2 separate regions of the Homo sapiens genome follow, and region 2 is linked to region 1. Evidence: read pairs that join two places in POLR2A ChIA-PET (ENCODE). Cell type or tissue: PC-3. All regions are shown on one strand. Each heading gives the region's core, and the rest is flanking DNA. Links, peaks and the distances in the headings are about the cores only.

Region 1 (2,932 bases), core at 179-2,678:
CAGCCTAGATGCTGTAGGTCCAAAATAAAACCAATGAATAGATGGGTTACCTTTTTTTTTTTTTTTTCCAGATAATTAATCATAGTTTGAATAGCTGTGATGAGAATTGGCACAATCTTGCATCTTCTGTAGGGGACAGATTTTCTTAGAAAAGTTACAGATGTGTTTAATAGCAAATAACTTATCTGGTACTTGTGAAGAATGATTGATATGGCTTGGCTATGTCCCCACCAAAATCTCATCTTGAATTATAGTTCCCATAATTCCCACATGTTGTTGTGGGAGGGACCCCGTAGAGATAATTGAATCACAGGGGTGGTTTCCCCCATCCTGTTCTTGTGATAGTGAGGTTAATTCTCACGAGATCTGATGGTTTTATAAAGGCTTCTTCCTTCACTGGGCTCTCATTCTCCTTCCTGCCATGATGTGAAAAAGGATGTGTTTGCTTCCCCTTCCACCATGATTGTAAGTTTCCTGAGGCCTCCCTAGCCATGTGGAACTGTGAGTCAATTAAACCTCTTTTCTTTATAAATGACCCAGTCTTGGGAAGTTCTTTAGAGCAGCATGAGAATGGACTAATACAATGATCTTTTAGAGTGATATGTTGTTTTGTATTCAGAGACTTCTGGTTCCTCTTTTGTCAGGTAGATCAATTGACAAGTTAGTTCTTAGCGTATCTGTGTTGTGAATTACTTAGGGAAAATTTTACTTTCAAATTTTTTATAAGCATTTAACCTCTCATGGGCTTTCTTTCAGGAGTCAATACTAATACTATATATATATATAGAGAGAGAGAGAGAGACAGAGAGGGAGAGACTATTTTCCATATAGATAGATAGATAGATAGATAGATAGATAGATAGATATAGGGAATAAGGGTCCAAAACAGATTTCCATTTTCTTCTGAATCATTTGTGAAAACGTGTGAATTCTCAGAATATCAGCTCTCTCTACATTAAAATGTAAATACAAATAAAAATTTAAAATCAATGGTAAAGGACTCTTAGACTTTAAACTATTTTTTTGTTATTACCACAGAGGAAGATCACATGTGGTAAAATATTTGCTTATAATTATGTTTTAGTATGATTCAATGGTCCAATATTGACTAAAGATTCTTGAAATAAGGGTATCTCTAATGACAAATGTCTTCTGTTTATCCATTGCAGTTATATATTTAAAACTGAAAGTTTTTCAATGATCATTTAAAAATTATTCATACCATCAACAAATGTCTCATGATAGTTAAACATATATTTTCAGAGGTCAGTTTGCATAAACTGACTCATCATGAGCTACAAACTTTGATAGAAGGGATGAATGATTTGGACCATAAGAACTATTCAACAATTACTAAGAACTGATTAAATATAAGGGTTTGTAAAAATACAACCTTTCTTTTATTTATTCCTTCGTTTATTTATTTAATATTCCATAATTATGAGTGCTAAATCCCATGAAAGGTACTGGAAATTGAACAATGAGTAAAAGGTAGTGGAAGAGATTACTTGCAAAAGAACTGTGGTGGTGGAGATCAAATGAGGATTGGTGGAAGCGATTGACAATGGTTTTTGGATTTTCTGAAAAAGAGATTGACCACTTCTAAATTAGAATTAGCAATGTTATTCCCTTATTGTGGAGTGTTCTGATTATAATATCACATTGACCTTTAGTGAACTGTAGTATTGAAGGATAGTTGAAGATGTGTTTTATTCTATATTTTAAATTTTTCTTAAATATGTTCACTTTTCCCCCATATTCACTGCTACTACGCCAGTTCAAGTAACTTTCTTTTCCCTAAGTTGCTGTAGAATCTTAATAGGACCTCTTACTTCCATAGTTTTGCCTGAAGTCTCTTAATAGGTATTTGCTGAATGTGTAAAAGTATTTATTCCCATTTTAAATTCTGTGTCTACATTAATTTTCCAGATTTATTTCTTCTTAATTCCTTTAATGTGTTTGGCCCCAGGATTAATATTTTAAAAAATCTTCAAATTATGAAAAAATAACTTTCAGCATTAATCATCACAATGTTCTTTGACCTTGGCTTAGTAACACCAAGGTAACTTTCAATGCCATCAAAAATGCACTAACAAGTGTCACACCAGACTACATCCTGCCCTGGGGCCTAATTGCTGCTGCATCTCCACATCACAGGTGCACAGCCTACATCCCCCGACACCATCCCAGAAGGTTGCAGTGTTACATTACCAGCTGAACCTAATGGTGCCACAGGGTCTCTGTTACCTGAGCCCACACAGAGACCTAAATCCCAGGGAATAGGCAGTCCTGCACGTCAGGGAGGCTCTCCCCAGGACATAGAAATCCAAAGCACATGCTTCCAAGAGCCTGAGAGCCACCTTCCCTGATGACAGTGACCTTGTTCCCTGCAGCAATTGGGCCATCATGTGCCTGCACACAATGCCCAGGGGCCTGAGGACCAGCTTGCTTGTGACCTACTGCCATGAACACTGATCCCCAAACGTGCCACTTAGGGCTTAAGGACTGCCCTGTCTGGGATGTGCCACCATCACAACCCAGCAAACTTGGCCCAGCAATAACAGGGCCACTATGTACCTTTGTGTACCACCCAGGATCCTGAGAACTGGTCCATGCAATGTGTACCACCAGAGGTGCGTGTGCACTCCCCAGGGATCCAAGGACTGCTTGCCTGGAGGCCCCATCTCCAGTAAAGTCACATCACAGCTTTCAGGAACAACTAGAGCATAAGACACTGTGAAGCCATAGATACTACTGATTGGACTAATGCTGAAGAAATCATATGGTGACTACAGTACTGCATTCTCCCAGAAACAAAGCCAAAGCACCCTACTCAAGTTTAACAATAGACTAGATAAAGCAAAAGAAATAATTTGTGATCTTGAAGACAGATCTTTTGAAATAAGCGAATTAGGCAAAAAGAGAAAAAAGA
Region 2 (2,932 bases), core at 103-2,602, 450 kb after region 1:
AAACACCATCAATAATATGGTTAGGCTTTGTGTCCCCATCCGGATCTTATCTTGAATTATCATCCTCATAATTCCCACATGTCAAGGGAGAGACCAGGTGAAGGCAATTGAATCATGGCGTCAGTTTCCCCCATGCTGTTCACGTGATAGTGAGCGAGTTATCAGGAGATCTGATGGTTTCATAAGGGGCTCTTCCGCCTTCACTTGGCACTTTTCTTTCCTGCGCCTTGTAAAGAAGGTGCCTTGCTTCTCCTTTGCCTACTGACATGATTGTAAGTTTCCTGAGGGCTCCCCAGCCATGCGGAACTGTGAGTCAATTAAACCTCTTCCTCTTATAAATTACCCAGTCTCGGGCAATTCTTTATAGTAGTGTGAAAATAGACTAATACAATCAATGACAACAAAAAAAGACTATTTGAAGTGACCACACTACATAGGAGAAGTGTAAGGGTTGAAGATCAGAGTTAAATGGCCTACTATTCTTATATTCAGGAAGAAGTTTAAAGTATTAACATACTTTGCTACATAGAAAATTATATGCATTATATGCATTTTAAATTTCCAAGACATCTTTACAATAATGAAAATAGAATTAAATAGAATAAATGTTCCATATCAGTAGACAAAATTAATGTAGAGAAGATAAGTTAGAAAATGAGAATAAAATGAAAATTTAGGGTAAATATAAAAAAGCAATAGCATTATAAATCATACCAATAATATCAGTATTTCTAATATTTAGATTTAGTAAGCTTACTAGTTTTTTAAAAATAAAATTATTTAAAAATCTGTCATTTAACATAGTGGCGTATAGGAATCTTTTGATCTAGGAACCATGGGAAAGAGGAAGAAATCTCTCTCTAAAAGAGTAAAGGAATGTGTAAAAAAAGTGAAAGAAATTTCAGAAGTAAATACCTAACAGCTTCTATTTGTGGGGTAATGCCATCTGTGGAATATGAGAAGCCTTCAGAAGACAAACATGGAGTGACAACTTTGATAGAGAAGCAGATCTTGATATATAAAAGGTAATCGACTAGGAATATATATATATATTATATATATATATAGAGAGAGAGATTTATACATACATATCCAACTGGATATATAAATCTATATATAGATCTATCTATCTATCTATCTATCTATCTATATCTATATCTATATATATATATATATATACATGTATCCAGTCATTGGCTGGAAAGGAGCAGAACTGAAACTACTAAGAAGGATATATTGAAATGACTGGGTCTACACTGGGAAAGAAAGGAACTGATATTGGGGAGTAGAGCCAAAGTGGAAAAATAACAGCATGTCACTTGACAGATGGTGAGGTTACAGACCTCCTTGTAGTATTTTTTCCTGCTCTGTACATGTCTCCCTCCTAAAGGAATTAATATCTTACTGTTGGCATACTCTGAATCAAGTTGTAAAAGGATTCTGACAAATCAGTGGCTTTGAGGGTATCCTAATCTGTAGCTGGGGTGTTAGAAGGGGATTCATAACTCCATAGAGTGACAAATCATTTGAAAATAGACACATTTCATGTTTTACAAAAGCTAAGCAGCCCAACATTCTCTCAGTCTATAGCCATCACTAGCAAAGGCATCCACAGAACAGGAATATTGTGTGTTTGAACTGCAATAAAGGAAGGGTAGTAAAATTGAATTTTAGACTCTGATAATCTCTTGTGCTTGAACTGAATCCAGAGTCACCTAAATTTCAGTTCATATAAACTGTGATAAATCTCCAATTGTTTTAAAATGAATGAAATCTGTTCTTTACTTCTATTTTATTCCCAATTCTGTTTCAAGAGTTTCTTCTCAGACACCGTAATGTTTTTCTGAGGGTTAAACTTAGCAGTTTTATATATAGGCTATTCCTTGGTTCCACCTTTGTCACATTTCTTTCATTGCAGGTTTTTCGCTTGTTTGTAGTGGGACCTGTGAGAGTGAGGGTCACAGCTGGCAGTGCAGTATTTATCAGCTAGTAGTCCCCCATTTGGTGGTAGTAGTAGTACACTTGAAGTCCTCCATATAGATTTTAAATAGCTCTATAGTTTAAAAATAATAAAAGAAAAAATAGCTCATGCTTTATATCTTCTGAAGTGCCACAAAATGCTGTTTTCTCATTTTATTCAAATATTATTTTATTAATAAAAGACATAATGATAGCTAAACTTTGATGAGTGCTTACTGTGTACTGTATCTTGAGAAAAACATGTTTTCTTGTTTATCCTCTAGACAGTTTGATTGATTATTATACCCTCCATTTTATTAATAAAGAAATAGAGGTCAGATAAATTGCCCAAGGACACACAAGCAAAGTTAATTTTGAATGGAGGTTGGTCCGACTTCAGAATTTGGGCACCTACCCATTGTACAACAAGACTTTACCCTGTGCTAAACACAGGATAAGACCCAATCAGTTCTTTCCTCAAGGAAGAAACAAATTGACACATCAGAGATAACAATAATTATGTTATGTGTTGTTAAACTGTTAAATGTTCAATCTGTTAGGATTTTGGAAGAGAGAGAGTTTGTGGAGAATAAGCACAGAAGAAAAAGTATGAACAAATGAAATTTGTATTCGATTTTGAATGAGGTGTGGGGTTGAGTCATGGAAGGTGATGATGTATGTGAGAAAGTTCATGAGAATGGAGGCCAGCAGGTAGGAATGAGTCACGTCCATTTAGGGGCTCTAAGAAAAAAAATATGAAAAAGAAGGAAATTAAGATGGGCATGAAGAAAGTGATAGGTTATAAAAGGCCTTAGAAAATTGACAGTTTTTCTTTTTATGAAGTAGGAGATACGTAACAACTGAAGGATTATGATCATGGTAGGGGCATAATGGAAATGATAAGTGAGAAGAGGGACAGGCATTTATGCGTGGCACTGTAGCAGAGACCACCCATATGGATCCGGCCACAGTT

What was found. Peaks named below come from ENCODE experiments on the same cell type or tissue, not always from the same donor. Only the 100,000 strongest peaks of a DNase experiment are listed, where the experiment ranks them.
Region 2: POLR2A ChIA-PET joins it to region 1 with 5 read pairs; 2 of 35 experiments call an interaction of 5 or more read pairs at or near these places.

What each region holds. Positions count from the first base shown.
Region 1 is chr10:66,513,200-66,516,131 of GRCh38, reverse strand. All of the region lies in intron 11 of CTNNA3 (catenin alpha 3), which reads left to right. Among named protein-coding and RNA genes, the nearest start is that of LRRTM3, 410 kb to the left of the region's middle. In PC-3, for the core only: no CTCF peak of the experiment used is centred there; a DNase peak (open chromatin) is centred at 1,241; H3K27ac peaks cover 1,433 bases.
Region 2 is chr10:66,061,442-66,064,373 of GRCh38, reverse strand. The region is part of intron 15 of CTNNA3 (catenin alpha 3); the gene reads left to right. Among named protein-coding and RNA genes, the nearest start is that of CTNNA3-AS1, 16 kb to the left of the region's middle. In PC-3, for the core only: no CTCF peak of the experiment used is centred there; no DNase peak of the experiment used is centred there.